Regions from separate parts of the Homo sapiens genome. Here region 2 is linked to region 1. Evidence: read pairs that join two places in POLR2A ChIA-PET (ENCODE). Cell type or tissue: OCI-LY7. All regions are shown on one strand. Each heading gives the region's core, and the rest is flanking DNA. Links, peaks and the distances in the headings are about the cores only.

Region 1 (16,671 bases), core at 2,798-10,797:
AGACATCCACAGAGTCTACCAGCCCTGTCCGGGAGAATGCCAGCTGTTTGCTTGAAGACTTCGAGCCTAGGAGTGATGAAATGTTTGCCTCAAGCCACGGATATTTCCTCTATATAAGGCGCCTTTGAATTTGCCTGACTTCAAAGCGGAGTGGAGGTTGTGAAGCTGCTAAGGAGATTCTTACAATACTTGCAGATGTTATCTGTCCCAACGGAACTTTCAATGTAGAAAAAAATGGATTTGTTAGGGGAAAACATGCCTGAGAGTGCATTCACCAGTTCAGAGGAGGAGCATGTGCGTGAATTGAAAACATGCCTGTTTGGTGGAAAGAAATCTGAGGGCTGAAAGCTTAAACCCTTCCTAGGCAACTGAACTAACAAACAGTGCACTTAAGAATGATCTTTCAGGACGTAACCTGCTTTTACGTGGAGGAGCTTCTGAACATGAAGAATCTTGCTGCCGCCTGGCAGCTACTTCGTTATTTCTCCACAAATGTGACATGTCAGCTCACATTTGTAAACATGGGTCTCGTTTTTAAAATTCCGAGGGCATAAGCAGATGGTATAGTTGCAGCCTAGACTATATGATCCCGTAATCTTTTGGAGATGATAAAAGAGTGGCTTCCTTAGAGGTTTTAGCTCTGCAGAGCAGGAGCCGAGAGCAGCTCAGAAGAGCACAGGAAAGCAGGTTTGACCCCTGCGGCGATTTACTTCCCTTTCCTCTTTCCTTTTCTAGTCCGGCAAAGTCTAAGGCCTTAGAATTCTAGCCAAACCTACTGGCTGAGGCAGAAGAATGAACAAGAAGCGTCAGCCAGGCCGCTGGCCCAGGCACCAACTCACAGTTGCCCAATAGGATTGAGCTCTGGGGCCGTTTACAAGTCCACGTCATTCCTGTATAAACCTTAGAAGTTTACTGAATAAACCTTAGAATAAGGATATAAGATGACTTATTTTAATATAGTATGTGTCTTTGGAAAATTTTTTATTTTGAAATAACTTTAGACTTACGGAAAAGTAAAAATACTAGACAGGCTGTTTATATATCCCTCACTCGGCTTCCCCTAAGGTTTACATCTTACAGAATGTCAGCACTATAGCACAATGGTCAAAGCCAAGAAAGCAGCTGTGGTAGAGTATGACTAACTAGACTACAGGTTTACTTGGAGTTCACCAGTTTTCCCTCTAAGTCTTTCTTCTGTTTCAAGATCCAAGTGAGGGTCCCATAGTGCATTTAGTCTCTTCAATCTGCAACAGTTCCCCAGTCTTTCCTTGTCATTCATTATTTTGTCACTATTGAAGAAAACCAGTTTGTTATGTTGTAGAATATCCCTCTGTTTGAGTTTCTCGGTTGACTTCCTCCTCTTCTTCTCCTCCTCCTCCTCCTCCTCTTCCTCCTTCTTCTTCTTCTTTCTTCTTCTTCTTCAACAGAGTCTTGCTTTTGTCACCCAGGCTGGTATGCAGTGATGCAATCTCAGCTCTCTGCAACCTCTGCCTCCCGGGTTCAAGCGATTCTCCTGTCTCAGCCTCCTGAGTGGCTGGGATTACAGGCGCCAGGCACCACACCCAGCTAATTTTTGTATTTTTAGTAGAGATGAGGTTTCACCATGCTGGCCAGGCTGGTCTTGAACTCCTGACTTCAAGTGATGTGCCTGCCTTGGCCTCCCAAAGTGCTGGGATTACAGGCGTGAGCCACTGTGCATGGCCAATTTGTTCCTTTTTATTGCTAAATAATATTCCATTTTTTAGGCACTTCAGGTTATTGCTGCCATTCTTTCATAGTGCCTTGAATTAGGCCTAGAGTTATTATTATTATTATTATTTTTTTTTGACACAGAGTTTCACTCTTGTTGCCCAGGCTGGAGTGCAATGGCACGATCTTGGCTCACTGTAACCTCTGCGTCCCAGGTTCAAGCGATTCTCCTGCCTCAGCCTCCCGAGTAGCTGTGATTACAGGCATGCACCACCATGCCCAGATAATTTTGTATTTTTAGTAGAGATGGGGCTTCACCATGTTGGTCAGGCTGGTCTTGAACTCCCAACCACAGTTGATCTGCCTGCCTCAACCTCCCAAAGTGCTGGGATTACAGGCATGAGCCACTGTGCCCGGCCGGCCTAGAGTATTTCAGAGGAAAAAGTGAGACACACACTGCTGCTTTGGTGGCACTTTGGATTCTCCTTTTCCTCAATCTGCCTGCTACTATTTACCTCCCAGAAATACTATTTACTCGCCGGGCGCGGTGGCTCACAGTGTGAGATTCTGTCTCAAAATAAATAAATAAATAAATAAAAGACTGTTTACTTTCCTTTATTTTTTTATTTATTTATTTTTTTGAGACGGAGTCTCGCTCTGTCACCCAGGCCAGACTGCGGACTGCAGTGGCGCAATCTCCGCTCACTGCAATCTCCGCTTCCTGGGTTCACGCCATTCTCCTGCCTCAGCCTCCCGAGTAGCTGGGACTACAGGCGCCCGCCACCGCGCCCGCCTAATTTTTTTTTGTATTTTTAGTAGAGACGGGGTTTCACCTTGTTAGCCAGGATGGTCTCGATCTCCTGACCTCATGATCCACCCGCCTCGGCCTCCCAAAGTGCTGGGATTACAGGCGTGAGCCACCGCGCCCGGCCTCCTTTATTTTTTTTAATTTAAACATTTTAAAAATGTTTATAGAGACACGGTCTTGCTGTGTTGCCCAGGCTGGTGTCAAACTGCTGATCTCAAGTGATCCTTTGCCTTGGCCTCCCAAAATGCTGGGATTACATTCTGTCCAGGTTTTTATAAGTGCAGTTGGGAGAGCCCAGGTGGAGTGTGGGTTTGCCCTCCTACTCAGAATTGGAACCTCTATCCATTGTCTGTTTGGTTTTCTTTTTCTTTCTTTATTTTGTTTGTTTTGTTATGTGTTTTGTTTTGTTTTGTTTTTTGAGACAGGGTCTCCCTCTGTCACCCAGGCTGGAGTGCAATAGTGTGATCATGGCCCACTGCAGCCTTGACCTCCTGGGTTCAAGTGACCCTCCCACCTCAGCCTCCTGAGTAGCCAGAAGTACAGGCATGCAACACCACACTCAGCCTTTTTTTTTTTTTTTTTTTTTTTTTTTTTGTAGAGATAGGGTCTCACTATGTTACCCAAGCTGGTCTTGAACTCCTGGGCTCAAGAGATCCTCCGCCTTGGCCTCCCAAAGTGTTAGGAGTAAAGGCTTGAGCCACTGCACCCAGCCTCTATTAGCTTTTAAATGTCTGAAGTCAGTGTGTTTCCTGATCCTTTTAATTGACTTATTTTCTCTTTATGAAAACCCGTAGGATTTTTTTTTTTGGACATTTCTCATTGATGTTCCTTGGTGTGATTCTATTTTCATCTACTGTCTTGGGCACTTGGTGAGCTTTTCATTCTGGAAATTCACGTCCTTCTGTTCTGGGCAAACTTCTTGATGAATTTTGTCGATGGGTTTCCCTCGATTTCTCTTTTCTCTCTTCCTGAGACTCCTTCTATTATTTAATGTCAGCCCTCCTGGACTCATCCTCTCCTTTTCTCTTTCATTTTATAGCTCTTTGTCTTTTTCCTCTAGCTTCTGGGATACTTCCCATCAACTTGATTTTCCAGCCTCTCTATTTAATTTGTCATCTGTATGCTCCTGTTTTTAATTCTCAAGAGCTCTTCTAGCTGTTGCTGTTCTCTGTGTGGGTTTTTTTCTTTCCTTTTTTATGGATCTTTTGTCATCTCTCTGAGGATATTAATTATTTTGGAGGAAGTTTTCTTCTCCCTGCATACACTCCAGTTTGTCTTTTTCTTCTGTTTGTTTTGTCTGTATCTTCAAGAAAAAGAATTGAGAACCAAAAAGCTAACTGGAAGCTTGGAGCTCAAGGCAGGGTTTGTTGCCTGTGAGCTTCACTGCAGGGTCAGCTGGCGGGCTGGACCATTTGTTGAACAAACCTAATTTCAGTATCTTCTGATGATTTCTCTTGAGCTGGTCAGATTCTCTGGAGCAGAATTTTAGTCTCCTGCCTGGATGCTTAAGATCTGGCCATCAGTGCTCTGGGAGCTAAGCTGGGGGAAGAGGGCCTGGGGGTCTCATCACTCAGCATCCACTGTGTATACAGTCATTTAATCTTCTTGGTTTTGACACGGTACTTTCAGCTTCCCAAGTCCAAATACTTCTGTTTTGCACTCGTAAGAGAGTGAGATGTGTAGACTATGAAGGGGTGGAGGCAAAGAAGCTTCCAGGTGACAAAGAGACAGGGAAGGAATCTCGTTGTATCTCTGGGGTCGCCACCCAGTCCTTGTTTCCACCACCCTCTTTGAACCTCCATTTCCAGAGGTATCTGGTGCTGTTAGGTACCAGGTACCTGAGCTTTGTGAAGATTCTATAGTGAATAAGTTTATCCTTAGCTTTATTAACCACCAACTCCAGGCCTGTTAATTTGTGTTTTCCTCATTTATCACTTATAGAGGCTTCCTAGCTTCTATTCCTTTGTTGCTACTGTCTCCTGTCCCTCCTATTTTTGTAGGATATGTCTTTTAGAAAATTTCTATACTGCAAATTTAGTGTGTTTTGGGAGGAACTACATTAGGTGTGTGTATTCATTCTTGCATCCTAAAGTGGACGTCTAAAATGCATTTTTTTGAAATTACAGAAATCATAACTTGACTCTACAATGGAATGTGGATGCCACCTTGACTTTGCTAGGCCTCGGGTGGACAAGTGACCTGTAAAAGCCACACAGCTAGTTATTGGCAAAGCAGCCATAGAACCCAGGACTCAACTTGCCTAACTCTGTTGGTTCTATATCGTCACAATGCTCTTTATTATCATCATCAAATACACTTTAAAAAAACACTTCTGCTGGGCACAGTGGCTCGAGCCTGTAATCCCAGCACTTTGGGAGGCCAAGGAGGGGTGGATCACCTGAGGTCAGGAGTTCAAGACCAGCTTGACCAACATGGTGAAACCCCTTCTCTACTAAAAATACAAAAATTAGCCAGGCGAGGTGGCACACGCCTGTAGTCCCAGCTACTCGGGAGGCTGAGGCAGGAGAATTGCATGAACCTGGGAGACAGGGGTTGCAGTGAACCAAGATCATGCTACTGCACTCCAGCCTGAGTGACAGAGCAAGACTCTGTCTCAAAAAACAAACAAACAAAAAACCTTTTATTATTTGTTTGTTTGTTTATTTATTTATTTATTTTGCCACCACCCCCAGCTAATTTTTGTATTTTTAGTAGAGACAGGATTTCACTATGTTGGCCAGGTTGGTCTCAAACTCCTGACCTCAGGTGATCCGCCCGCCTCGGCCTCCCAAAGTGCTGGGATTACAGGCATGAGCCACCGTGCCCAGCTATAAATAGTTTAGAATGCACAAGAAGTTGCAAAAATAAGTTGCAGACAGTCTTCACTTGCCCTTTCTCCAGCTTTCCCCATGATGTCATCTTATATAACAATATATGTCAAAACCAGGAGCTTGATGCTGTTATAATAGTCTTAAGTCAGGTGCACACTTTCAAGTAACACTTTTGATGTAAAAATGTGTATATTCTGTTAATAAAAAGCCAGAAAAAGACCTAATCTTGGCCAGGCGTGGTGGCTCACGCCTGTAATCCCAGCACTTTGGGAGGCCAAGGCGGGTGGATCATCTGAGGTCAGAAGTTCGAGACCAGCCTGGCTAACGTGGTGAAACCCTGTCTCTACTAAAAATACAAAAACTAGCTGGGCGTGGTGACGGGCGCCTGAAGTCCCAGCTACTCTGGAGGCTGAGGCAGGAGAATCGCTTGAACCTGGGAGGCAGAGGTTGCAGTGAGCCGAGATCACACCACTGCATTCCAGCCTGGGTGACAGGGTGAGACTCTGTCTCAAGAAAAAACCCAGTCTTTTCCTATTAAGAAACTTACCATCTAAATAAACATCTAAAGATAACTTGCCAAATAACAAAACCCAAGTACAGGTCCAAAATATATTTTAGGGCATTCTTTCAGAAAAGCAAGAAGTGGGAGAAAGGAGAATAGGCTTTGAAATCAGACAAATCTAGGTCTGAGTTGAGCCTTGCTATTGAAGATTTCTGTGTCCCTGGGCAAGGCATTTCCCTGATCCTCATCTGCTTGATTGTAAAATGAAGAATATTACTATCTACTCTTTAAGATTGAGATGGTACATATATATCATACATATGTATATTAACTGCCTAGAACAGTGATTGGCACATAGTAGATATTTAATAAATGGCCAACATAATAAAGATTAATAAAATAAGAATCCCTAAAGTCATAATTCTCTGGTTGCTTGTGTAAGTTCAAGTCCTGCCAAAAGGATAATGTTTGTCTTACTGCAGTATCAGTTCACAAACTGCTCAGCTCCAGCCCAGGTGAGGAGGCTTGCTCCTTCCCCAAATTCCCCAATTCCACATACAAGTCCAAAGGTCTCACCCCACACAGGAAGCTTTCATGACAGGCACAGTAGGAGTGTTCTGGTATTTAAAAGCACATACCAATTCCACATTGAGCTTTAGTAGACTATCTGAATAAAAACACAAGTTAATGTTTGAAGTAGCAACTTGGGGCTTGCAAAGGCCTCCATCGGTCCTTATGCAGATGGTTGTCAGATAAGCCCTGCTTCCCACCACACCTGGTGCCCCGCCTGCCTGACTCTGGCTTAAATTTCCTGCCCTTGGCACTAACCGGAAAGCACTCACAAAGACAGCAGCTGCTGGTATGGTCCCGTGGCAAGGAAGGCACTCCGCCCAAAACCTGCCTTCTGTTTAAGTTGCAAAGCAATGATTGTCCTGTGGGGGTGGGAGGTCTCGGTCAGTGGGGACCAACAGATGGCCCTCAACCAGACTGGACAATGTCCTCATTTGGGTCCATCCAAGTAGCCTGATGGTAAAACCAGACCAGAGGATAAAGAGAAAGCTACTTTTTGATATGTAGCTCTTCTCCGTTCCTATCGCCTATGATGAAAGAATAACTTTCAGGCCTTTCTTTATGTCTCCAGCCCCATTCTTTCCTCCACTTCCCTCCCAAAATCATGTTGCCTTCTGCCTGTTTAATTTATCTGTGTTTTTTATGTTTTTATTTTTTAAAACTATTTATTTATTTATTTATTTATTTTGAGACAGAATCTCACTATGTCACCCAGGCTGGAGTGCAGTGATGTGATCTCAGCTCATTGCAACCTCTGCCTCCAGGTTTAAGCAATTCTCCTGCTCCCAAGTAGCTGGGATTATAGGTGTACACCACCACACCCAGCTAATTTTTTTTTTTTTTGTATTTTTAGTAGAGACAGGGTTTCACCATGTTGGCCAGGCTGGTCTCAAACTCCCGACCTCAGGTGATCTGCCCACCTCGGCCTCCCAAAGTGCTGACATTACAGGTGTGAGCCACTGTGCCCTATTTATATGTGTGTTTTTAAAGGTGTTCAGCTATAGCTTTTGGTAGTTTAATAGAATTGCTAGTTAAAGAAAATCTCTCTTGTATTAGTCACGTAATTCACATAAACCAGAATATCCTAAGGAAATTCGGCTACATCTCAATTAACTGTGTGGTAAGTAAGTGCTGTGACATAAACAGAAAACACGGCTTGTTATGGGCGAAATTGTTTCCCTTCGAAATCCATATGTTGAAGCCTGAACCCCTAATACCTCAGCTTGTAACTACTATATATTTGGAGACAGGATCTTTAAAAAGGTGATTAAGTTAAAATTAGATTATAAAGGCAGGCCTTAATCCAATCTGACTTGTGTCCTCATAAGAAGAGGCAATTAGGACACAGACATTTCCAGAGGCAAGACCATGTGAAGACACAGGGCCATCTATAACTCCAGGAGAGAGGTCACAGGAGAAACTAACCCTCCCCACACCGTGGTCTCAGACTTCAGCCTGCAGAACTGTGGTGTGATAAGCCTCTGTTGTAGGCTAGGCACAGTGGCTCACACCTGTAATCGCAACACCTTGGGAGGCTGAGGTGAGTGGATCACTTGAGGTCAGGAGAAAAGCTTGGCCAACATGGTGAAATCCTGTCTCTACTAAAAATACAAAAATTAGCTGTGTGTGGTGGAGGTGCCTGTAATCCCAGCTGCTTGGGAGGCTGAGGCAGGAGAATCACTTGAACCCGGGAGGCGGAGGTTGCAGTGAGCCAAGATCACACCACTGCACTCCAGCCTGGGCAACAGAGTGAGATTCCGTCTCAAAGTGTCTGCTGTGTGAACCACCCAGTCTGCGGTACAATTCGATCAATTTTGACATATATCTATGCTCATGAAACCATCACCACAATGACAATGAACATATCTGTTCATCATCTCCAAAAGTTTCCTTATGCACTTTTGTAATTCCTCTCTCCCTTCCCCTATTTCCCAGTGCACCATGGAAACTGCTTTTGGTCCCTGTAGATTAATTTGCCATTTCTAGAGTCTTTTGTAAATGGAACCGTACAGTATGCACTCCTTTACCTTGCATAATTCTCTGGAGATTCATCCAGGTGGTTGTGTGTATCAGTAGTTCATTCCTTTTCAGTGCTGAGTAGTATTCCACAGCATAGATAAACCCAGTTTATCCATCTGAGGTAGGAGACCAGCAGGATTTATTTCCCAGTCTCAGGCAGGAAAAAGTGAAGAAACCAGCGGGAACCAGCAAATGACAACAAAAGCCATCCCTAGCTGTCATCATTGCTCATTAGCATAAGACACTCACACCAATGTCATGACAGTTTACAAATGCCATGACAATGACCTAGAAGTTCCCGTCCCTTTCCTAGAAAGTTCTAAATAACCCGCCTCTCAATTTGCTTTAACTGTCCCTTAATTTGCTTGTAATTGAAAGTTGGTATAAGGGGGTAGAAATACAGTTGCCAACAGCTCATTTCTTGCCAACTCTAGATGCACTGTCTATGAGTTAGCCCTGCTCTGCAAGGAGCAGTACTGTTCAGTACAAGATTGCTGTCTAACATGGCAGCTCACCCTTGAATTCTTTCCTGGGCAAAGCCCGGGCTAAGCCCCAGTTTTGGGGCTCGCCTGTCCATCATCACATATACTTATGAAGGCACCCCTTAAAGGCTTCTTATGGTTTTGTGAGATTGTGAATAAGTTATTAAAAGCATTCATGTACAAGTCTTTCATTGTATGAACATATGGTTTTTTTTTCCTTTTGAAAAAATAACTAGAAGTGAAATGGCTGGATCATGTGGTAGGTGTATGTTTAACTTTTTATCTTATTTTTTTTAGATAGAGTCTCATTCTTTCACCCAGGCTGGAGTGCAGTGGCTCGATCTTGGCTCACTGCCACCTCCGCCTCCTGGGTTCAAGTGATTCTCCTGCCTCAGCCTCCTGAGTAGCTGGTACTACAGGTGTGCACCACCACACCTGGCTAATTTTTGTATTTTTTTTTTTTTGGTAGAGGTGGGGTTTTGCCATGTTGGCCAGGCTGGTCTCAAACTCCTGACCTCAGGTGATCCGCCTGCCTCAGCCTCTCAAAGTGCAGGAATTACAGGCAAGAGCCACCACGCCCGGCCGGGTGTATGTTTAATTTTTTAAGAATCGAACTTTTCCAAAATGGCTATATCATTTTGCATGACCCCCAGCTGTGTATGAGAGTTCCAGCTCTTCTTCATCCTTGCCAATACTTGGTAACTGGTCGTTCTGACTTTAGTCATTCAAATAGATGTGTAGTGGCACATCCTTGCGATGCTAATTTGCATTTCCCTAATGATGTTGAGCATCATTGCTATCCATGCATGTTTTTTAATGAAGTATCTGCTCAATGCTTTTACTTATTGTTTTCATTGGATTATTTATTGTCTAACAGAGTTTTGAGAGGTCAGTATGTATTCTGGATACAAGACCTTTATCACATACATACTTTGCAAATATTTTCTCCAGCCTATGGCTTGTGTTTTCATTCTCTTGATAGTGTCATTCAAAGGGCAGAAGTTTTTAATTTCGATGAAGTCAAGTTATCAATCTTTCTTTTATTGCTTGTGCTTTTGGGGTCGTTTCTAAGAAATCCTGGTCTAACCCAATAACACCAAGATTTTCTCCTATGTTTTCTATAAAAATGTTACAGTTTTCAGTTTTACATTTAGGTCTGTGGTCTATTTTGAGTTAATTTTTGTATATGGTACAAGGTATGAATCAAAGTTCTTTTTTTTTTTTTTGCATATGGATGTTCAATAGTTTCAGCACCATTTGTTGAAAAAGACTGTTCCTTCACTGATGAATTGCTTTTATCTCTTTGTCATATCAGTTTCTCCTATGTGTATGAGTATATTTCTGGACTTTTAATTCTGTTCCATTGATATTTGTGTCTGTCTTTATGTCAATCTGTACCACACAGTCTTGATTACTGTAGCTTCATAGTAAGTCTTGAAATTAGGAAGTGTTAATTCTCTAACTTTGCTCTTTTGAGTGTGCTTTGTAGACAGCATATTGATTAATGCTGTTATTGCTACTTGGAGGTCCTTTTGGGTAAACCTAACTCATTTCCTGTCTTAATCCCCTGTGTGGTTCTTAAGGATTTGTGCCTTCTCCTCAAGCCCCTACCCTGCCTTTGCTCCTCTCATTCTTAGTTCTTGACTTTGCCCCTGCCTTGGCCCAAAAGTTAAAGTCATCAGCTAACGATTCTTTTGAGCTCTTATGCTCCTCTGCTATAAGGTCACCTCCATTTGCACTAATCCTTACCTGCTTGGTTCCTAGCTCAGAGAACAATACCAGTTATAATGACAGTTAGCTAATTATAGTTAACAAATATTGAGTTATTTCTATGGGCCAAACACAGATATGCACTTCACACCATTTCTCATTTAATCAGCATAACATTTCTATCAGATGGAGAGATATTATTATTCTCATTTTACAGAAGAGGAAACAGAGGCAACAAGGTTCATTACTTCATTATCTTTTCCATGGTTTTGTAGCTAGAAGGAGATGGAGCTGGCATTCAAGCCCAGGGCTGTGTGATTTCTGTCCCTCCTCCTGGCCAAAGCTAACAATCCCAGCAGTGCTCACAATTTTGTCCCCACGTAGCTGATGGAGAAGCTCGCTCCATTCATTATCCAGTGTCCCACCCCACCCCCACCCCCATTGTCTCTTCTACTTTCCCTCTCCACTTGCTCCTTTCTTTTTTCTTTTTAAAAGATTTTAGAATTATTTATTTATTTTGAGACAGGGACTTGCTCTGTTGCCCAGGCTTACTAAATTTATCTGGGTCCTTTGTAATTTCTGCATTCATCCTAATTTTTTGGAAGAAAAGTTCAAAGTAGCAGAATGTAGTGGCACAATCATAGCTACTGCAGCCTCAAACTCCTGGGCTCAGACAATCCTCCTGCCTCATCCTCCCAAAGCTCTGAGATTACAGGCATGAGTCACTGCACCTGGCCCTTGCTCCTTTTCATCATGGTGCTCACAACAAAATAAGTATTTTCAACTTGGGCTAAGAAGTTAAAGATATCCAACCCTTTTCTGCAGCCAGGCTTGGGTTCTGCAGCTTCATATGTTAAGTTGTGTATTTGATAGCTTCACCAGAATACGTCGGGGGCACCTCAAACATCAAAACAAAACCTACCATCTTCTCTCCAAACCCGCTCTTCTTTCTGAATTCTCTGTCTCAGCAGATGGCTCTTCCAACCATGCAGTAGTCCAAGCCCAAAACCGGCAATGGAAAAACCCAGATTTTGGTTTCAAAACCCTGCTCTGCCACTTACCAGATAGGAGACTATTGGCCCTCAGTTTCCCAATCTGAAAAGTAGGAATAATAGTCCTACCTCACATGGTTGCTTTTAAGGCTAAGTGATCATGTTAGTTGCTCAAAAATAAGAAATTATCATCATTATCATCATTGTCATTATCATTATTATTGTCATTGTCACCTCGTGATGCTTCCTTGCCTAAGTTCTACAAAAATATCCTGCACCCTCCTTTTAATTCCTTTGATTCTGCTGTTACTTTTGCCAAAAGGTTATCCTGACATTCTAGAGCAGTGATTGCTAAAGTGCCAAATCAATCCTTAGAGATTCAGGAAGAAAGTATTAGAACGTTAATTTATATTCATTTAAAAAAATCTCATCTTTTAGGTTTCTATTTATAATTTTTAAATGTTTAATAGAGTATATATAAAATTTAGAAATAAATATAACTATTGAGGGTGCATGTTCAAAATTGTTGCGAAGGCTAGATTATAAAAATAGTTGGGAGGTCACCATTCTTGGCTGGGTAAGGTGACCCTGTTCTTTTCTTCCCCCAGAATGACATGCTGCTTTGTCATTATTTATTGTCTTCCTTATGGACAACATGAGGACAGCGACTGTGATTCAGTCAGGATGAATCTGCAGACAGCAGGATCCACTCTAGTTATAGTAGAAATGGATTTATTAGAGGTGGATGACTTTCAGCAGAGGTCCCTAAACTTAAGGGCATAGCAGAATCACCTAGAAGGCTTGCTAAAGTCAAGCCTACCAGGTCCCGCCCCCAGAGTTTCTGATTCAGCAGGTCTGGGGTGGGGCCCAAGAATTTGCATTTCTAACAAGTTCCCAGGTGCTGCTGGTCCAGAGCCCACCCTTGGAGAACCACTGGGCTATAGAATGATGTCAAGGGCTGGAGAGGGAGGCTACAGAGTGGGTCTAGGTCCAGGTACAGTCTCAGAACCACACTGCAAAACTGGCTTAGTCAGGTAGCTGCTGTATCTGCTGCTTCCACTGTGAACTCAAAAACCACATTGCCTGTGCTGCAGGCCGGAAAGCTGCTGAACCAGGAAGCTGTGCTGATGCTGCTGACTGCCCCTGAGGTTAGAGATTGACTAGACATAGTGCCACTGTCATCCCTGCTGGAGAAGGTCCGAAGCACCTCCACCTCTGTGCTTCCAGAGGGGCACTGTGGTGGCCACTTAAAATGCTCAGGCTATACCATGCACTAGAGCATCTACCTGGGTAAGCTGCTATTATTATTATAATCGACCTGGAAGATTACTCTGGGGAAACCCTAGTGCAAGGGACTTTGGAGGAAGAGGTCTTTGGTGTTTCAGGCTTTGGTGCACAGGAAATCTTGCTAGGAGGTTGGAGTGGTTTTGTGTGAGGTGAGAGCAATGTCTGCTGCAGACTATTTTTCATGTTGGCTCCTGGTATGGTGCCTGAGCTCTAGGACTTGGCACATAGAAGGCCCTCTTCCTTTTCCTTCCTCAACCTGCTAGTCTCAGCCACTCCCCTGAGCACATACAGTATGCTGAAGTGTTTCAGTGTTTCAAGTGGGCTCTTGAGCATGCTAGGTATCCAGGGAGACCAGAATTCTTGCAGTGACAAGTCCGCTGGGGCTATTTCCATCTAGGAGTCAGTCTCACTTAGCTCACTGGGGATCTAGGTTACATGTGTTTTCCCAGAGTGACCTCCCCCTAACCCCCTTCCCTCCACATCCTTGTCTCCAGAGCCTGGAACCCTGGGATGCCACCTTGGTCTTGAGAATCTCAGGCTGAATCCATTTCTAGGAGGGAGACATGAGATTCTTCCACAAATGAGGTGGGGAGGGGTTGGAGGAAACTATTATTTCTAATACACCCTTCAGGCAACAGGTGCAAGCATAGAGAGTTCCAGCTTAAACTTTAGGATGGTATGACAGTGACAGGCATTTAGCAGAAAGTGCACTTCAGGGCTGGGCGCGGTGGCTCACGCCTGCAATCCCAGCACTTTGGGAGGCCGAGAAGGGTGGATCATGAGGTCAGGAGATTGAGACCATCCTGGCTAACACAGTGAAACCCCGTCTCTACTACAAATACAAAAATTAGCCAGGCATGGTGGCACACGCATGTAGTCCCAGCTACTCAGGAGGCTGAGGCAGGAGAATCGCTTGAACCTGGGAGGTGGAGGTTGCAGTGAGCCAAGATCATGCCACTGCACTCCAGCCTGGGCAACAGAGTGAGACTCCGTCTCAAAAAAAAAAAACAAAAAGTGCACTTCGGATTCTGAAGACTGGCCTTTATCCCACAGGCAAGGGATATGCTGTATGACACTCTCCTGATGCTGGGCATGGCTGTGAGCCAAAGCACCCAGGCAGCCCTGCCATCAGAAGGGTAAACCACGGACACCTGATGCCTTCCTGAAGGAAGAGCACTACGCCTGCCAAACCATCAAGCGTTGATGCTCCAGCGCCTTCTACCCGTGGTTCTCCAGCCTCAGCAGAAGAGAGAGAAATTGATGACCCTGTCGTTGTAGCATCCCCATCACCCAGCAATTAATTTTAGTTCAATGCTTCAAACGCTCTTCAGGCGCAGTGTGCGTTCAGCTGTGTCAGCTAATGGTGAGTACCCGGACAACCATTCTGTTTCACATTCAGTACAGTATTCAATAAATCACATGAGATACTCAACACTGTATTATAACATAGATAGGCCTGTGTTACATTATGTTGCCCACTGTAAGCTAATGTAAGTGTTCTGAGCACGTTTAAGGGAGGCGAGGCTGAGCTCTGATATTCGATAGGTTAGGTGTATTCAAAGCATTTTAGACTTTCAATATTTTCAATTTACAATGGCTTTTATAGGGATGTCACTCCACCGTAGGTCGAGGAGAATATGTAGTCAAGTTGCCTGGTCATGAGCACATTTTAGGTCAAGGTGTGTTTTACGCAGCTTCTAGGGTTTGCTCCTTCCTTTTGAGTTTGAGCCTGGGGGTGTGGGTTGAGGATAAAGAGTAGGTGTGGGCCAGGAGTGGTGGCTCACATCTGTAATCCCAGCACTTTGGGAGGCCGAGGTGGGAGGATCTCCTGAGCCCAGGGGTTCGAGATCAGTCTGGGGAAGGGACGAGACCTTGTCTCTACAAAATTAAAATAAAAATAAATAAATTAGCCAGGCCTGGTGGTGCATGCCTGTAGTCCCAGCTACTCAGGAGACTGAAGCAGGAGGATCACTTGAGCCCAGGACTTTGAGGCTGCAGTGAGCTATGATCACGCCACTGCACTCCAGCATGAGCAATAGAGTGAGACCCTGTCTGTATTGAGAGAGAGAGAGAGAGAGAGAGAGAGAGAGAGAGAGAGAGAGAGAGACACACACAGAGAGACAGACAGAGAGAGAACAAAGAGCAGGTGTGATCGGAGCTCAGGAAATCCTCCCTCTGGTAAGTAGTCTCAGCCTTCTATTGAGGCTGCCACCACAGTGCCATCCACAGCTTTTGCAGACCATGACATACGCAAACTGTTGTAAAATTTTGGCAGTGCTCATAGTCTCAGAGCCAAGCTTTGAAACAGAGAGGCAGCAGGAGACAGTGGGAGGAGGGTGGGATTAGAGACAGAAGGTCTCCGGGTTTGAATCTTTTCTCTCTATTGGCTGGTTGTGTGACTCTTGTCTCAGCTTCTTGGGCTGTACAAAGAGAAAACTAACACCTGCCTTAGAGACTTGTGATGATTTAATGTAGAGTGTGTGACATGTTATTGGATATTAGCAATTGCTGATATTTATAATGAAGAGCACTGGAAGCTGTCACAGTTCTCATAGTTTATTTTGCATTTGCTCCTCAGCATCCTCTGCTCATCTCAGTGTCTGTGTGGTCTTAGTGGGATGCTGACTATATTAATACTTGTAAACTTTACTCATTTTCCATCTCAAATGGGACAAGGGATAAAAATTATTTTTTATATTGTATATTTATTTAGTAAGTGAGCACTTTCCATTTTAGGCACTGGAGACACAGAAATGAAAGAGACAACGTGCCCTCAAGGATCTCACAGTGTGTGGTGAGGTGGACACACACACACATATCTAAGCACATGACAGTGAGAGGCACGTGGTCACGAGGTTGTGACGTGGAGCTGAGAGCTCAGAGGAAGGGCTTTGGATCAAGTGTGGTCAGACCACACTCGGCCATGAAAGTCTTTGAAGGTGGGGAAGGGGTGAAGATGGTGAGGGGATTCCACGGCTGGGAGAGGTACACTCCCTACACGTTCTAACCAACTGGCCGTGGGGAGGAAGCTGGAGGTCAGGACACAGGTAGGGCCTGGGTTTTTGCCTCATGTGACTGGGTGGATGGTCACAATTCGGCCATGCTGTCTTTGAACTCAACACCACCAAAATCATAGGATATTCCTAGTAATGTTGATTTCCACTAGATTACTTTTGTTACCAGAGTTTTAAGGGCAGAAGTCTTTGTCCCTTTTTTTCTCTAACAGGAAGCCATTCTGGGCCATTTATTTGCCGTTAACTTACACAGCCCACTGGAGAGTGGAGGGGTGTGAATGTGGGAGCCTGGGTGAGGGCTGCACCGGACTGTCACCAGGACAGTCCTCAATGCTGCCTGACTTAGCCACATTGCCAAAAACATACACCCATAGGTTATGAAATATTCAATACTGTATTGTATGGGAGAAATACAAAGAGGAGAAAGAACTGGGTTGAAAAGGTGGTCTGGTCAGGTATCTCAACCCACTGGCTTATAGACCAGGAACCACTCTAGACAATGCATGTAAGGAACAGAAATGGGAAACAAAAACATTTAAATTGTATTTTTCTCTGATTGCAATAAACTTGGAGGAAAGCTATTTTCTTACTTTGAGCTTTTCTTCCAATTATGATGAATGCAGAGATTAATTACAAAGGACCCGGATAAACTAAAACTCATCTACAGCATTTTTTTTTTTTTTGAGATGGAATCTCGCTCTGTTGCCCCGGCTGGAGTGCAGTGGCGCGATCTCGGCTCACTGCAAGCTCCGCCTCCCGGGTTCACG
Region 2 (16,671 bases), core at 3,588-11,587, 64 kb after region 1:
GCTAAAGCTTTCTAGAGTGTTGGTTCTTACTTCTTAGAGCACTTTTATAAAAGTCGCTTTAATTTCTTGTCAAATAACTATCACATTTGTGTTTTCTTCATATTGACATCCATTGATTGTCTTTTCTCTCATGAGTTGAGATTTTCCTGGTTCACATGGCGACTAGTTTTGAAGCATATCATGAGCATTTTGAATATTATATTATGAGACACTAGGTCTTGTTTCAATCTGTACAGGTTTGTTCATTTACTTATGTTTTTTTAGCAGGCAATTGACACAATTGGTTTAGACTGCAAGTTCTGATCAGCTTTCTGTGGTTGTGGTTGCAATGTCAGTTCTATTTTCAAAGTCACTGTGGTCCTGTTCACGTTTCTCCTGGGTGCCTATTATTTCATGGTCAGGATGGGACCTAGATAGCGATGTAGCTGTTAATTCAGTTCTCAAAGTCTCTGTTATGATGTTTGTGATCAAATCCAAGAATGCACAGCTCAAGGGTGTGCCCACAAGCCAGCAAATAACTGTCTGGGTTCGTTTTCCCAAGCTCCTTTCTCTCTACCATCTCCCTGGCACTTTCCAGTTTCCCAGGATTCACCTTTTTGGCTATCCATCCAGAAAACTGGAGCCTTATCACCCTGCTCTTCTGTGCACTCACTGTGACTCTGCCCTGTCCAGGACCAAGTGGTGGGAGCCCAGAGAAAAGAAAAAGCATGGTCTTGGGACCATGATTCCTTTGACTGAAGAGGAAGGTCCCGCTTCGACAGCATATTCTGTGCTGTGGGCCTTCCATGCTGTGGCTGCCACTGCCAGAAGACTCTTCTCTCACCTTGAGTCTGAACTAGAAGGTTTATGCTGGAACCCTCCCTGTCACAAAGGCTGCCTTGAGTCCTGTCCAGGGAATACAGAGGGTAAACATGGTAAATCCACAGTCAATTGGTGATACTTTTGAATTCTGGTTTTCTCCCACAATCTACCTGCTACTGTTTACTTTTTCAAGAGTTCTCAAGCAGCTGCACCAAGCATTCTGTCCAGGTGTTATAGATATATTCTATGGGAGAACCAGAACCAAAACCTGTTCCTGGATTTTTGCAGAGCCATTTCCCCAGTATCTCCTTGGTCTGAGATCTGGGGACATTTTCCAGGTTGCAAAGGTAGAATGGATACATCATCCTGAGAGTTTATGATGGCAATTGTTAAATATGTGAGTTTGTATGTTCATGTGTATATGAGTATTTATTAAGTACTGAAAATAGACATTGCAGGTGAATTCAGGCAATATGAAAGCTACAAAGGGGAACCAAATCCTTGTTTCCAAACTGGAGTGGTGGTCACCTCCTCATGTTCCTAAACCACTGCAGAGGGGAAGAGAGCTTTTTCCACCTGTTCAGCAGATACAGTACTGTAGGTAACAGCTTGCCAGCAGACCTATTGTTCTATTGGGCAAATATAATATTCTAGCCATGGAGCTGTCAGCTCTGCATCAACTTGCAGGTACCATCGAAACCTTTTTTTCTTTTCCTTTTATTCATTTCTTCTTCCTGCCCCTTGTTATGGAGCAATGTGATGTTAGGACACACATGATTAGATCTAGGTAACAGAAAGTGATGGGTGGAGTGTTGATGAAAAGGAATGAGGTTCTTACGTGTTGTAAATGTTGTGATCCAGGCTGGGGCAATCTTTAGGTTGGGGGTGGGAGTTGCAGTGCAGAAAACCCTTGATTGATAAAGATATAGATGTGCTTGCCAATGTCACCCAAGGGATAAACAGCTTGCCCGCCATAAAATCTCATTAGTCCTGCCAGGTGAATGAAGAAATGTAAAGATGTGTGGCCCCAGTCTAACTAAAGCCATCATCTCAAGAATGTCTCAGCAGTGTGTTATGGGTCTGTTTGAAGATTTCAATTTACCTGTAGTAGGTTTGCTTTCTTTCTTTCCACTAGAGGAAAACATTCAGCTTGTTTTATTGTTTTGGATTCATTTTCAGAGGACCAAAAATATCATAGCCCTCTCTCCAAAAAAAAAAAAAAAAAAAGTAAAAATACCAACCGTTTGACTGTCCTCCCCAGCACACACACAATCTTAAAGGAGATTTCAGTTTGTGCAACAATGGGTCACTTTTGTGGATGTACAAGTTGAATGAGATAGTTGTGAATTCATTTGTGGTGGAAAAACATGCTGAGAATTTGAAAATGTCTCTGAAGAAAAGACATTGTATTATATTTTCCTTTTTGACATATTTGGTGAGTATAAGAAACATCATCAATTCTTTCAACAAATGTTTACTAGGAACCTCTGAATGCACGGTCAGTGTTAGGAGCTACAAGAGATGTAGAGGATACACCAAGAGCAAGGGCCTTACTCTCTCAGAGCTTCCAATCTGCCTGTAAAGACGATATAGTTGTAGGTGGTGTTGTCTGAGTGTTCACTCAGTTGCCAGGTCAGAAAGCTTGGCCAAGCTTCAGCTTCACTGGTTCCTCACTTCCCATATTCAATTGGTTGCCAAGTCATCTTGATCCTATTTCCAAAATGCTTCTCAAATTTACTTGGTTTCCCTCCTCCTACTGCTGCTGCAACTCTATCAGGCTTTCACTTACTTCAATTGCCCAGATCATAGCAATTTCCTTCTAACCAACCTCCAATCAAGTCATGTATCTGGTCATGACTTTTCCCTATTCAAAATTTTTTCATGGTTCTTTATTATGTCCAGAATAAGGCCCACAGCTCCTTAGCACATACATTATTCTGGTCCAAACTTCCTCTTTCATGTCTGTCTTCCACTGGACCTGTAACATGAGGTGCTCTCTGAGAAGACCACGGATTTGCCCACTCCTATGCCTTTGTTCTTGTTATTCTTCTGCTTATAGTCCTCTCCTTTTTTTTTTTCTGCCAAGCAAAATCAAACTTGTTCTTCAATACAAGGTCAAATGCTGCTTCTTCAGTGTGGCCAGTCACCGGTTATAGCTCCCATTTCTAGGCTCCTGTAGAACTTTGTTTAGGTATCATTTATTCATACATTCATTTGATGTATTCATTAAGTAATACTTTATTACTGGGCAATAGACTAGCTGCTGAGAATGCAAAGGTAAGACATCATTCCTGGCCTCAAGGGACTTAGTCTAGTGGGGAGATGAATTTGAACATAATAAGCATATGCAATGAGAAAAGATAGTGGTTATAATGGATGTGTGGACAAAGGTGTGTGTGTGTCTATGGGAGGTCCAGCAGAAGCAGCCACTAAATCTGCCTAGAGGAACTTCCATAGGACACAGCATTTGAGCTGAGGCTTGGTGGTCGGTTAGGGTTTTCCTGGTAGACAAGTAGAGGCAGGAGATTTCAGGTAGAAGAGCACAGCGAAGGCACTGAACCATGCAGAGCAAGGCACCCGAAGAAGGAGAGTCCACATTCACAGGTGCAAAGCGTGAGGGCAGCTGTAAGGTTTGTAAGGCAGCATACAAGACAGATGCCGAAGCAGAGGCTGTGTGACTCCATCCAGAGACGATGACCAGGGAGGGGTTCCTGCAATGTGTGGGAGGTTAGACTAACTGCTGGGATTAGATTCCAGGAACAAAAGCATCTCAGAAATATGTGTGCTTAAAAAAAATGTAGATAAGGGCTGGGCGTGGTGGCTCACGCCTGTTATCCAAGCACTTTGAGAGGCCAAGGTGGGAGGATCACCTGAGGTCAGGAGTTCAAGACCAGCCTGGCCAACATGGTGAAACCCCACCTCTACTAAAAATACAAAAATTAACTGGGCATGGTGGCAAGCGCCTATAATCCCAGCTACTCGGGAGGCTGAGGCAGGGAGAACTGCTTGAACCTGGGAGGCGGAGGTTGCAGTGAGCTGAGATTGCCCCACTGCATTCCAGCCTGGGTATCAGGGAGAGACTCCGTCTCAAAAAGAAAAAAAAAAAAAAGTAGATAAGTCTGTTGGAACCATTTTTAATTTAAAGGGTACTCTCGCTCCCCCAAATGACAGCAGTACTAATCATATAGCAACATATTTGTTTCTGAGTGCTTAGACCAATATGTGAATTAAATTAATTCTTCCCACTCTTTTTCACTACCTTCTCTTTATCTTCTTTCTTCCTTTCCTGGGAATTACTGTAAGATAGTACTTATGGTATATATTTAACTGATGTTGAATTTTGACTGGAAATAGTAAGTCTAAAATCTAAAAATAATTAGAGGAATATTCCATACCTATTACTATAAAAATCAACTAAATCTATCTTATTTTTAGCCATGTGACTCTTCATTATGTTTCTGCTTCCCACCCGATGTGGACTACGGCTCACACACAGGCGTGCACACACACAGAGCTTCCCCGTTGCCGATATAAAACACAATTGCTAGATTCCTAGCCCCATCCCCACTGATTTGGGAGGAGGCAGGTGAAGCTCAAGAATGTCTAACACAGGCTCCCAGGTGACGCCCAGGCTGCCAATCCGGAGACCACTCTTTGAATCACATTTCTCTACGTGCTGCTATCTCCATTATTAAACTCTAAACATATGGATTAGAGAACACTAATCCATATGTTACTTGCTGAGTTGAAAGGCATTTTAAGAGGTTATCTAGACTAATCATCACTTTGAGCTACTATCCAAGGCTACTCCAATGAGGTGCCAAGTAAATGCAGTTAAATGTAGTTTCAAGTCCCCGTCCTCATAGAGATAGAACTTGGTTGTTCTGGGTATCACATTTTGTTAATCTTGCATAAGAAACAATCCCGTGACACAGTATATGTTATCACGCATATAACAAATGACACATGAACTTCCAAACCACAGTAGTTAATGCCTGGGGACAAAGGTAACTGGCTAATTGAGCTTCTTTAACTTGACTTTCAAATAATTGCCACCTCTCTGTATCCTCAACCATTAAACCTATTTATTTTTCTCATGAACTTTACTGAGGACTGATTTAGGTACAATAAGTTGCACCCATTTAAAGTGTACACCAGTCTAACTTTTAAAACTACTAAATTACTAATGACTTATTAATTTAAAATTATTCATCAATATGAGTAAAAATATTTTTAGAAAGCCTACACAACTGGAAAATACTACATGCTTTTAGAAGGAGGGAGACATATGATTTTCTATTTTTGGAATCTATCGGGTACACATGATAGAAAGGCAAGTGGGAGTAAATGGAAATCAGGATGAGACTGTCCACAAGGACCTTGGAAAACCTTGGAGGTGCATCTGGCATCTGGTGCTCCTGAACTTGGCTTGGTGTGCTCAGATAGCAAAGGCTGCTCTGGGAGGATTTGGGCTGTGAGAATGGAGCGAAGGGGATGAGTCTTTGTCATGCTTTCACGGCTGTCTGTCACTTCCTTTATGTTCCCAATGTCCCCACCCTGGTAGGCCCCGTCTGAGTTATACCTAGATTATTATTAAAAACCATCAGCGTTTCTCCTTGACTCCTGTCTCTCCCCATATAAACCTATATTGCATCTGTGTTTATGCCACTTTCCAACTAACAAAACTTCAGAGACTCTCAGGGTGAAGTCAGAATCTTCCCTCTGGCATTTGAACCCCTCAACTGCATAACCTGTGCCTCATCCACCGATGTCACCTAATTTCAGAGGCAAATCACCTGCGGCAGATGAACGGCTCTGTTGACTTGCTCTTACCTTCATGTCTTCCTGCCTGCTGGAAAATCCCTTCATTTTCCTTACCTTTATTTCATGGTCCAAATGAAGTTCTCTATCAACTTCATGCACACAATGGAGACTTGATTCCCTCAGAATTCCCTCTCCCCATTTTTCTAGTTCTCACCTTCTGAACTACTCGTTTTATACATAATCATGAACTGCTTTGGATTTGTGTTTAATAGTTCATGGGCATATGTTCTGTCTCTCAAGTGGAATATAAACTGCTTGAAGGTCAGGGACCATGCTGTGGAATACTTCTTGGATTTTAGGATTGTTAAGTAATTACAGTAATAAAAAAGATACCTTAATGTATAACTAAATGTCTTGAGACTTTCCACATAAATCCATGAATCTGAAAACAATCTTTTGTTAGACCATGTATCTTGTTTTTTTTATTTTAAAAATATGCTATTTTTATAGGCACTAAGGGAATGCAGAGTAGTGACAATAATGATGAACATTTATTGTGTTTTTACTGAGTGTTGTGCACTTTCCTCAGTGCTATGCTGTGCCTTAATCCTCCTGACAACACACAGAGACTGGTGCTATTATTATCCCCATTCTATAGCCACGGAAACTAAGGCACAAAGGGTGAAGTCATTGGCAAGGTCAGAAAGCCAAACTTGAGGGAGCTGGGCCTGGTGCCCACCAGCTTAACCACAGCACACACTGCAACTCATTCATACGAGAAACACACGAAATGTAGGCTGTGTTGAGAAATAAATAGCAGAATTGTAATTAGGGGCCAGAGGAAAAGGGTGTGAAGACCATGTCAAGATTTATGCCTGTGAGATGGTGAGTAGGAACATGTCCTCTCTGTAATGAAGGTGTTATATTCTAATAAACGCAGGAGAAGGAAGAGTTCATTATCGGTAGGATCTATTTTTAGATCCTTTTTCTTATGTCATTACGAAGAAAATATAAAGTCTCCCATTTGATTGCTCTGTATATGACAGGTCTGATCTTTTTTTTTTTTTTAAGATTCTCTATCTAAACTGTATTTTCCTGAGTGTTTCCATTAAAAATCTCCTTTTCAAGCCCAGCAAATGTTTAATCTTTTCTACTTTAATAGCTGGAAATTCTCCCTTGGGGGTCGTAAGCTCTTTAAATATTTTTAGGTTGCCAGATTTCTTCTGTCGGCTCTCCAGGAAGCCAATTTTGTTCCTAAGAGTAGTCCAGCTCTGTCCTTTGCACACTCACTGCATCACAATAAAATGCTGCCTAATTACCGCCTTTGTGGGATCCCAGAGGTGTATTTGTCTCCAGGCTATTGCTGCGGACTATAAACTCTTCTCAGATGAGAGATAAACCTCTTCATTATTTAAGCCTCCAGGTCTGGTAACAGGAGTTTACTCCATACAAATTGTTTCCAGTCTTGTAAAAGAAGTGATCAAATGAGACATGCAACTCACCTTGAGATAATTTCTAAAGGGAGTAGTTAACAGAATCTTTCTTCTGGGTGGTGCCCAGTTCGAAAGGGATACTGAAAAGTCAAATCCTTTTATTATCTTGTGTCTTCATTTCTAGTTGGAGAAGGGAGTTGAGAGGTAAACAGATGAGGAAGTGTTACTTCTCCTGCGAAGACATAAAGTCTAGTATACTCTAGTGGATATTTTCTTCTAACTATGGCTTCTTTAAGAAATTTGAGTCAAATAGCTAAACCTATGTTTTTACTAGAAACTATTTTAATAGATAATATATTTATATTTATAAAATAAATGTATGCTTATTTGGCTTAACCCTAAAGTGAAACATCATATAAAACATGTATAATTTGTAGACACATTGGAATTCAATGGAAAAATACATTATTAAATAATGTATGATTATTTCCTTATTATCCATGGGGAAAATTACAGAATTGGCCACTCGTCGGCTACGTGCTTATCCTCTGAGATTTTTTTCTTTTAAAATAGGAGGTATTCACTTTTCTAATCACCGTGAATAGGAAGTCCTGTGGAATGTTTTCAAGGGGAGCTTAGTGGAGGAACAGTGATGGGGATGGGGGGCTCTGTGCTGCTCAGATTCTCGCTGTGTGCACCATCTTATCTGTCAACAGTGGCAGTTCAGGAAAAAGGGCAGCTATCTAAGTGATGGTGGCATTTAGAATCTTTGTGGTTTGAGCTCTCAGTCCAACTCTTGGATTTCTCTCCCAAGTGACCTCAGACCTATTTGACTTACGTACTACATTTCTGGAAAAAGCAGATGGATTTTTCCAGAACCACAAGCTGTGTTCTTTTAAAACTGTGATCACTTTCAGCAGCCACTGAGATGTACAAATAGTCCAAAGAGCAGTGGTTGCCAACCTTGGCTGCATATTAGAATCACTTGGGAAACTTTAAAAAAATACTGGTGCCCAGTTCCTCCCCACCAGATTAAATTTTAATTGGCCAGGGTGGGACCTAGACACCTGCATGTGTGAAGCTCCCCAGGGGATTCCAGTGTGCTACAACTTAGAGAATCACTGCTCTAAAGACATGCTGAGAAGAAAGACCTTCCCCTTCCCTCACTGGCTGGCTGCTTGTGCACCTTTAGACATGGTAGCAACAGGGGTGTTATACAGGTGATAATAAGCTGCAAAATTACTGAATGGCTGCAATGAAAGGCACTGTCAAAGCAAAGAGGTTATAACGAGTATTACTCTTATTATTTTATTAGAAAACATTGCTAATACCAGACATCTATGGATTACCAGCTCAGTTATGAAGCACTTTCACATATACCACCTTTTTTGTCCTCATAGGCACCCTGTGAGGCAGAGAGGGAAGGTATGATTATGTACATTTTTTTTTTTTTTTGAGATGGAGTCTTGCCCTGTCACCAGGCTGGAATGCAGTGGCCCGATCTCGGCTCACTACAACCTCCACCTCCTGGGTTCAAGTGATTCTCCTGCCTCAGCCTCCCGAGTAGCTGGGACTACAGGCATGTGCCACCACACCCAGCTAATTTTTTTGTACTTTTAGTAGAGACAGTGTTTCACCATATTAGCCAGGATGGTCTTAATCTCCTGACCTTGTGATCCGCCCGCCTCGGCCTCCCAAAGTGCTGGGATTACAGGCGTGAGCTACCGCGCCCGGCCGATTATGTACATTTTTTATAAGTGAGTAAATGAAGGTCAGAAGGTTGAATGGGGCCAAACCTGGTGGCTCATGCCTGTAATCCCAGCACTTTGGGAGGATCCCTTGAGCCTAGGAGTTCAAGACCAGTCTGGGCAACACAGCAAGACCCGTCTCTACAATAAATTTAAAAAATTAGCCAGGTGTGGTTGGCACACATCTATGTAGTCCCAGCTATTCAAGAGGCTGAGGCAGAAGGATCGCTTGAGCCCAGGAGTTCAAGGATGCAGTGAGCTATGATCGTACCACTGCGCTCCAAACTGGGTGACAGAGTGAGACCCTGTCTTTTTTTTTTTTTTAAAAAAAAAAGGTAAACGACATGTCCAAGATCATACACCTTAATAGCTGGCAGACTTGGGGTTAGAGTCCAAGTTTTTTTGTTGCTATTCCCTTTCAACAAATTGGCACTATTATACCTTAGAATCCCAAACAGTCCTAGTCAGTTGCTGTGTGATCCACAGTTGTTTAACCTCTGTGAACCTCAGTTTCCTCACCTACAAAATGGGTATAATACTTGTACCTATTTTACAAGGCTGCTCTGAGCTCAAATAAGCTGAAAAAAGATAAAGCGTCTCACAGACTATAAAAATAGATACAAATATAAGCTGTTGCTATTATTATAACTAGTAGGAGAAGGCAGTAGTTTGAGAGAGGTCATGTTATTTATGATGCTGTTATCCTGCTCTTAGGATTTTAAATTAAGCCCAAAACAAGGAGAACATATCTTATTCTTTTTAATATAGTCTGCATTTGTTTTTGACCTAGTTTGTTTATTCACTAATTCAACATCCAGGGTTGCAGAATTGACCTGAGCAGACCAGGCTTCCGAGGGTCAAAAAAGCGTCTGAAGGAGAGACACTGAGTGCATTCTGGGTTCACATTCCCCTCCTCTACTGCATTCCTGAATTTTCTGCCTCACAGCGGCATCTGAAGCAGTGGCTGTATGTGTCCTTAACCACCCTTCAAGTCCACAACATGTCATATTACCTCATTTTGGCTCCCTGGGACTATTTTGGAGGACCTGAATTAGTCATGTGGGGTACTTGATTAAAAATCACTTGAACAGCCCTTTTCTTTTGCTCAACACTGGGTCTCTCTGTTTGAGAGCAGACCTGGGTTAGAAGAGCAATGCCTGAGGTTTCTCTCGTAAGAGATGAAAATAGGGAATCAGTTAAGAAAAAAAGGCCGGGCGCGGTGGCTCACGTCTGTAATCCCAGCGCTTTGGGAGTCTGAGGCGGGCGGATCACAAGGTCAGGAGATCGAGACCATCCTGGCTAATACGGTGAAACCCCATCTCTATTAAAAATACAAAAAAATTAGCAGGGCATGGTGGCAGGCGCCTGTAGTCCCAGCTACTCAGGAGGCTGAGGCAGGAGAATGGCGTGAACCCGGGAGGCGGAGGTTGCAGTGAGCCGAGATCGCGCCACTGCACTCCAGCCTGGGCGACAGAGTGAGACTCTGTCTCAAAAAAAAAAAAAAAAAAAAAAAAGAAAAAAGATGAAAGAAATGGGTTCTTTAAATCTCACTTTCATCATTCAATCCACTGTCAGTGAGACATCTGATGGTACTTAGTTGCAGATATAAAGAATCCTCATTTATAAGTACAGGTCATTTTATACCTATTTTTTTTCATTTAGCACTGTCAAGTTCCACTATTTTTTTCATAATTCTCTCCAGCACAGTGCTCTATGTATAATAGATCTTCAATAAATGTTATCAGGAACTTCTTTCTCTATTCTTAATCTCTATGACATTCATTCATTTGTTCATATAAGAAACATCTATTAGGTTTTGACTTTATGTCAGGCACTATGCTAGGGCTGGGGATACGAAACTGTAGAGACCTACTCCCCATTCTTAAGGAACTTGTCTAGTGGGAAAACAGAGAAGTGAACAGATGATTCAATTCAGAGTAAGTGCTGTGATGGTGGGGGCACAGGGTTCTATGGGGCACATGGAAAGAAGACTGGGGTCAGGCAATGGGTTCCAGAGGCAATGCCTGAGCTGATTCTTGAGGGGCAAAGAGGAGCTGGGAAGGTGACAGGTACAGTAGGGGAAGGTGGGTATAGGCAGAAGGAGGACATGTGTAGGCACAGAGGTCTGGGAGCATAAGGAGGCAGAAAACAAGGAAGAGAGAGCAGGCCAGGTCACCATGTACTCTGCACTGCATCCTGCAGGCTGTGTTTGCTACACCTACTAGTAGTTCATGAATTAAATGTAAATGAAATAGGATAGAGAACATCAGAGCACAGGACAGTAACAGGACAGTAACTGAGGCCCTCAGTCCAACAACCTGCAAGGAACTGAATTCTGGCAACCACCATGAGAGCCTGGAAGCAGATCCTTCCCATGTCAAGCCTTCAAAAGAGATCCCAGCCCTGGATGACAACCTTGACTGCAGCCTCATGAGACATCCTAGAGCAGAGAAGTCACTAAGCTGTGACTGGATTCCTGACCCACAGAAACTGTGAAGTAAATATGCATTGTTTTGAGCAAGTTTGTGGTAATTTGTTATGCAGCAATAGATAACCAACATGCAGCCTAATTTATATTTGACTTCCTCTGCTTCCTTAGCTTCAGCCTTACATTCCTGACTTGACAACCCTCATACAGTGACACCTACATCAAACCCAAATACGCTTTCATACATTCACACTCATCAGAGCAGCAAAAATAGAAATGTCAGATAATTCCAAGATATGATGAAGTGGGAATTCTCTTACATTGCTGTTCTGACAGTACATGAATACAGTTACTTTAGGGAACATTGATGAAATCTAGGAAAACTGAAGATGAACCCTTTGCTATCTATCATTCTACTTCTTGGATAAACTCTCCAAAACCTTTCACACATACGTACATGGAAATATTCAAGAATGTTTATTGTACAACCTTTGGTATTAGTGAAGGATAGAAATAAACTAGTCATCAAAGGAAACAGATGAATGGTATTATATGGTTACGGCAATTAAAATGAGTGAACTAAATCTATTAATGTATAAATCTCAGAAATATATTGTTGAATAAAAAAAGGCAACCTCAAGAAAGCATAGTATAACAACATTTATAGAAAGCTTGAAAATATGCAAAATGATATTATGTAATGCCTGTAATATACAGATATGTAATAATAGTAAAAGAACATGAATCCAAAAATAACATCAAAATCAGGATGTGGTGAGTACCAGGGTTTCTTTTTTGTTATGCAACTCTCTATAATTCTTTTTTGTGTTTTAAATTAAAAAAAACTAAAATGCTTTTCTGTCATGAAGGTGTAAATCCTGGAACAGATCGAGAAGGAAGAAACATATGGTTCTTCCAAATCTTATGTAATTGCCATACTTACTTTATTTCATCTTAACTTCACTTTCAGACAGTAAGAACAGGTAACCAGTAATTTGGGAAAAAGGGATCAAGATGAGGTTGAGTAAGTGCTGTTAGAATCCTTTATTGTCAGTGATGATTTTTTTGGAAATGTGAAAATTGAGGTGAGACTTGAGAAAGGAGTGAGGCAGACCAGCGAACATAAGGAGAGAATATCAGGGAGAATCAGATGATGAACAGTTTGCTTGAATAGTTAACCATTTAGGAACGATTCATGTAAGCCAACGTTTATGATTTTGTATCATTTATGCACATAAATCACAAAGATGACCTCAAATGCATGAGAAACAGGAGGGAAGAAAGGAAATGGAATTTTCCTCCAAAACTCATCACTCTCAATTCTCTATAGTGGAAGTAGAACAGACTTAAGAAAAATAGGAAAAGAAAGGATTTCAGACATGGGAGGGGCCCTGGAGAGGGCTTGCATCTCCTTAGAAGGGGAAACGGGATCCCAGCTGTACTGCTCCTTTTTCATTCATACTTGAAATGTTCTGTGGTTGGGGTTGCCTGGCACAACGCTGTCTTCTATGAATAGAAAACCTGATCACAAGCTGCTCTTCCTCTGTGACATGCCACCTACATTGTAACATGCTTCAGTGGGTAAATCAGAGGATGACATGCTTTTCAATTCACTAGAAGATTCTCTGCATGGCACAAACGAAGTAACTCTTGCCAACATTTGCCTGAGTAATTCACTTTGAGTTATGTATTCTTCTACCAAATGCAAGGTCCTAAAACAGTTAGGTGAAAAAAGTGTTGCTAATGTCTTAGTATCTAGCAGAGTATCTGCAATGACTTACTGCAGTGCTCAATGAAAATACTATTCCTCCAGCTATCACAGATGACTATATATCCATTCATTGAGTTATGTGCCCACAACACTCCAAGTGTTACAAATCCACTTAACAGCCTCAAGTCCTGGGTTTTCTGTTCATATTTCTGAATTAGCATAAAGAAATGCAAAATCACAAGCAAGGAGAATCCTCATAGATCGCTGCCAAGAGGTTTTGTGTTTATCTTGGCATACATAAGAAATATTTTGAGTTCCTGAAATGTGGAGCAGTTCTTTTTATTAGGAATATGTGATTAAGTGAGTTTCACTTCTAATGGGAGACTGAGGCATAAGTATAGTAAGTTCACGAATAAAATAGAGCAAAAGCCTCATTTTGACTGGATAAGGCAAAAACATAGGTATTAGGTATTAGTATAAGGTTCTTCATTTCCTCCTCTTGTCTACTAGCTCTTTGGATTACATGAGAGAAAAGGCAGCATCAGAGAGAGAAAATTGACACCTTGAAAATCCACCTTTTAAATCCTTCTCTTCCACTCAGTCAAGTTCCATTTCACTGTATGAGGTCTCTGGTAGTAGTTCCCGGCTTTCTTCATCATTAACTTTCTGCTTCCTCTCACTTGCTAATAACGAGTAAAACTGTAACAAGTAAAGAAGCTGAATTTCTGCATATCTGAGAGAGGACAGATTCCATATGGGTTCAGGCCATACTCTGATGGACAACTGCAGGCTCACCGCTAGTGATCCCTACAGGTCAGGCTGTGACTGGGGTCCAACAGTGACAACTGCTATAGTGGAACAGGATCTTTGCTTTTCATGGACCTGAAATCCAGAGTACCTCTACATGTTAGGACTGGCCCCTTAGCTGCATCTCAGGTCATCTGGCTATTTAAGAACTCCCAATCCTCTAAAGCAGTGTTTCTTAAACCCTTTTGATGGACACTTATGGCAGGAAGTACATCTTACTTAACAATCCATATTAGTCAGGGTTCAGTCAGGAAAAAAGAAACTTTAAGTAGGTATTTTAAGAGCAAGAATTTAGCACAGGGAATTGATTAGACAGATGTTCAAGGACTGAAAAATTAAAAAAGGAACACTGGAGTAATACATAGGTTATAACTGCAAGAAGCAGCTCCCGCCTGAAGGGCTGGAGATCAAAGGGAGGAGAGGAGGTTGGGGTTTGTAGGAAAGGCCTGTTGAAGCTGGGGCACAGGCTCCTGAAGAGGGACACTGTCTGGCTGCTGCTGCAGGTAATGCTTTGGGGAGGAGGGAGAAGAGATGCGATGAGGCTGGTTGAGATACAATAAGAAGCTGGAGACAAGTAAAACTGCCACCAGGCTAAAAGTCTGTGGCAGGAGTGATGCTGCCAAGCATAGCAGGCTGTCAGGAAGGAGCAAGTTGCTTCCCTCTCCTCCAGCCTTGTGCTCTTCCTCTGGTCCTGCTGTGCTGCCCCAGCCTCTCCACCCAGATGACAGAGGAGAAATGTGGTTTGCACAATTCTAGCCCCACCAACACAAAGCAGAGGACAGAGGGTAGGTTTGAAGCTGAAAGATGACAGCTCAGTAACTGCCATACGATACTTGACCCTAACCATGCACATACCCTCTGGATTTCATTTTCTACCGCATTCTATTGCATTCTACTTTACCCTACACTACCTTACCTTATCACTTTTTAAATATGACAAAGCCGGAAGAGACCCATCACATTGACTTCATGACCTACTAATAGACTGTGACCCACAGTGAGGAAAACTCTGCTCTAGATCTTTACGGTAAGAGGGCCTGAACGTTGGAATTCAGTGCTACTTACATACTGAATTCCTTCCACAGCAACAGCGACTTAAGGAATTACCTCCCAAGGTACTCCTCCACTGAATATGTATGGGGGCCCACAGTTATAGGCTTCAGGGAAATTTATATCAAGAGGCTGCAAATGTCCTGCATAGTACTAGAAGAGGGAGAGCTACCAGATAAAGGAAGTTTTGCTAAGGGGAAAAGATAAAAGAACTACCAATCAAAAACATTTATTGTGCCCTTATTATATGTAGAGTATTATGAAGGTGTTTTTGAGAATACCCAGAAATACACGTTGGAGGAGCTTGAAATATAGTGAGAAAAGACAAAAAGCCAATGAGTAAACAATACTGAGCAGCCACTCAGCAGTATGGTCAGCTGTCAAGGGAGTGAGATTGGCAGGAAATATTCTGAGCACAGAGCAGGGTGATATGACTGAGCAGGAATGATCTGGAAAGGTTTCATGTGAAGGTTTGTTTTCAGAATACGTAGACCTTAGATAGGGTAAGGCGCTGGTATCTTAGACGAAGAGAACAGAAGTAACAGAACAAGTTAAGGAAGAGTGGGCCTGCTTGTGCAGTGCTGGAACTTGTGGATCAGAACTAGCAAGAGAAATTGGAGCATCACCCACGGCCAAGGCGGAAGCTTGCAAATGGAAAAGGTGTAGTGACTGAACCTTGGCAACTATCCTCACATTTAAGAAGCAGGTAAAAGAGCTGGTGAATAACATAATGAAGTCTGGTTGGAAAGCTCTGAAGAGATCCAAGGTCAAGGACCCACCAAGGAGGGTAGTCAGCAAAGTCAAATGCCAGAGAGGCCAAGAACTCTAAGAACTGAGGAAAGACCTCAACTGTAAACCAGATGCGCTGTAAATGAGGGTGGTGGCTCTTGACCACACTGCCTGTGTGGATTAATGTGCTACTACTTTCAGCTCCATCTTTTGGATTTGTATAGGGTGTTTAACTATCACTTGAACAGGTCCAAAGTATCTGGTGAAAACAATAAACTATGGTTTACTATCGGTCCTTATTCGTTCCTACCTGTCCATAGCCATGCGAGGCATTTTAAGGCTGTGCTTCAGTGGCTTGTGGTCTTCCCTCCCGCGACTGCCCACCTCCAACTCACTTTTGTGACAGCTTTTGTTTGTGCTGCTGTCATCCATTCTCAAGTGGCCTGTCCTGCTGAGCTGATTTTCTGGGATCCTGGCTTCACAAAACAAGGAGCGTTATGCATTGGGACCTTGTCTTTGGAGACTTCGTCATGGCTGTAGGCTGCACTACAACCTTGGCCAGCTGCCTTGCAAAGAAAGACAAGTGATCGGTCACAAGGGAAACCAGATCAGGGAGAGATGGATCCGGTGAACCTATCATCCCTACTACAAACATGTGTTCAGCTGGTAGCAGATCAGTAACATCTTCTCCAGGAGTAAAGGAGAATTTATTTACATGCTCATTACATATGCAGAGTTGTGACCAAATTGCTGCAGGTGACAGGTCCAAGTTCCTATAAGGATGTCCTATGGCTTCATACCAGACTTTGTTCCGGACTTCATCTCTTAAGTGCTGTCATTTCTTCTGTACAAGCTATGGTTACTTTGGTTTCTTTTCTTCCTCTTAGACAGCAGATTCCAGCTATTATCACATAGCTTCCTCATTTATACTAGAGTAAACCATTATTATGGATGTAAGAAAATGGGTTTCATAAGTGAACCCACTGTGAAGGTAGCCAGGACAGGTGTATTAGTCCGTTTTCATGCTGCTAATAAAGACATAACCAAGACAGGGTAATTTATAAAGGAAAGAGTTTTAATGGACTCAGTTCCACATGGCTGGGGAGGCCTCACAATCATGGCGGAAGATGAAGGAAGAGCAAAGGGGCTTCTTACACAGTGGCAGGCAAAAGAGCTTGTGTAGGGGAACTCCCATTTATA

What was found. Peaks named below come from ENCODE experiments on the same cell type or tissue, not always from the same donor. Only the 100,000 strongest peaks of a DNase experiment are listed, where the experiment ranks them.
Region 2: POLR2A ChIA-PET joins it to region 1 with 6 read pairs; 18 of 35 experiments call an interaction of 5 or more read pairs at or near these places.

Annotation. Positions count from the first base shown.
Region 1 is chr13:30,373,049-30,389,719 of GRCh38, reverse strand. It overlaps LINC00426 (long intergenic non-protein coding RNA 426), which reads left to right and starts at 15,806. Exons shown (of 5, transcript NR_024464.2): 1 at 15,806-15,937. RefSeq lists enhancers at 12,508-12,567, 12,698-12,817. In OCI-LY7, for the core only: CTCF peaks have their summits at 6,633 and 6,907; a DNase peak (open chromatin) is centred at 6,649; H3K4me3 peaks cover 326 bases; H3K27ac peaks cover 2,023 bases.
Region 2 is chr13:30,309,528-30,326,198 of GRCh38, reverse strand. It overlaps LINC00427 (long intergenic non-protein coding RNA 427), which reads left to right and starts at 6,296. Exons shown (of 2, transcript NR_186618.1): 1 at 6,296-6,450; 2 at 9,565-9,829. LOC124903145 (a long non-coding RNA gene) reads right to left here and starts at 8,456. Exons shown (of 2, transcript XR_007063742.1): 1 at 7,068-8,456. In OCI-LY7, for the core only: no CTCF peak of the experiment used is centred there; a DNase peak (open chromatin) is centred at 8,088.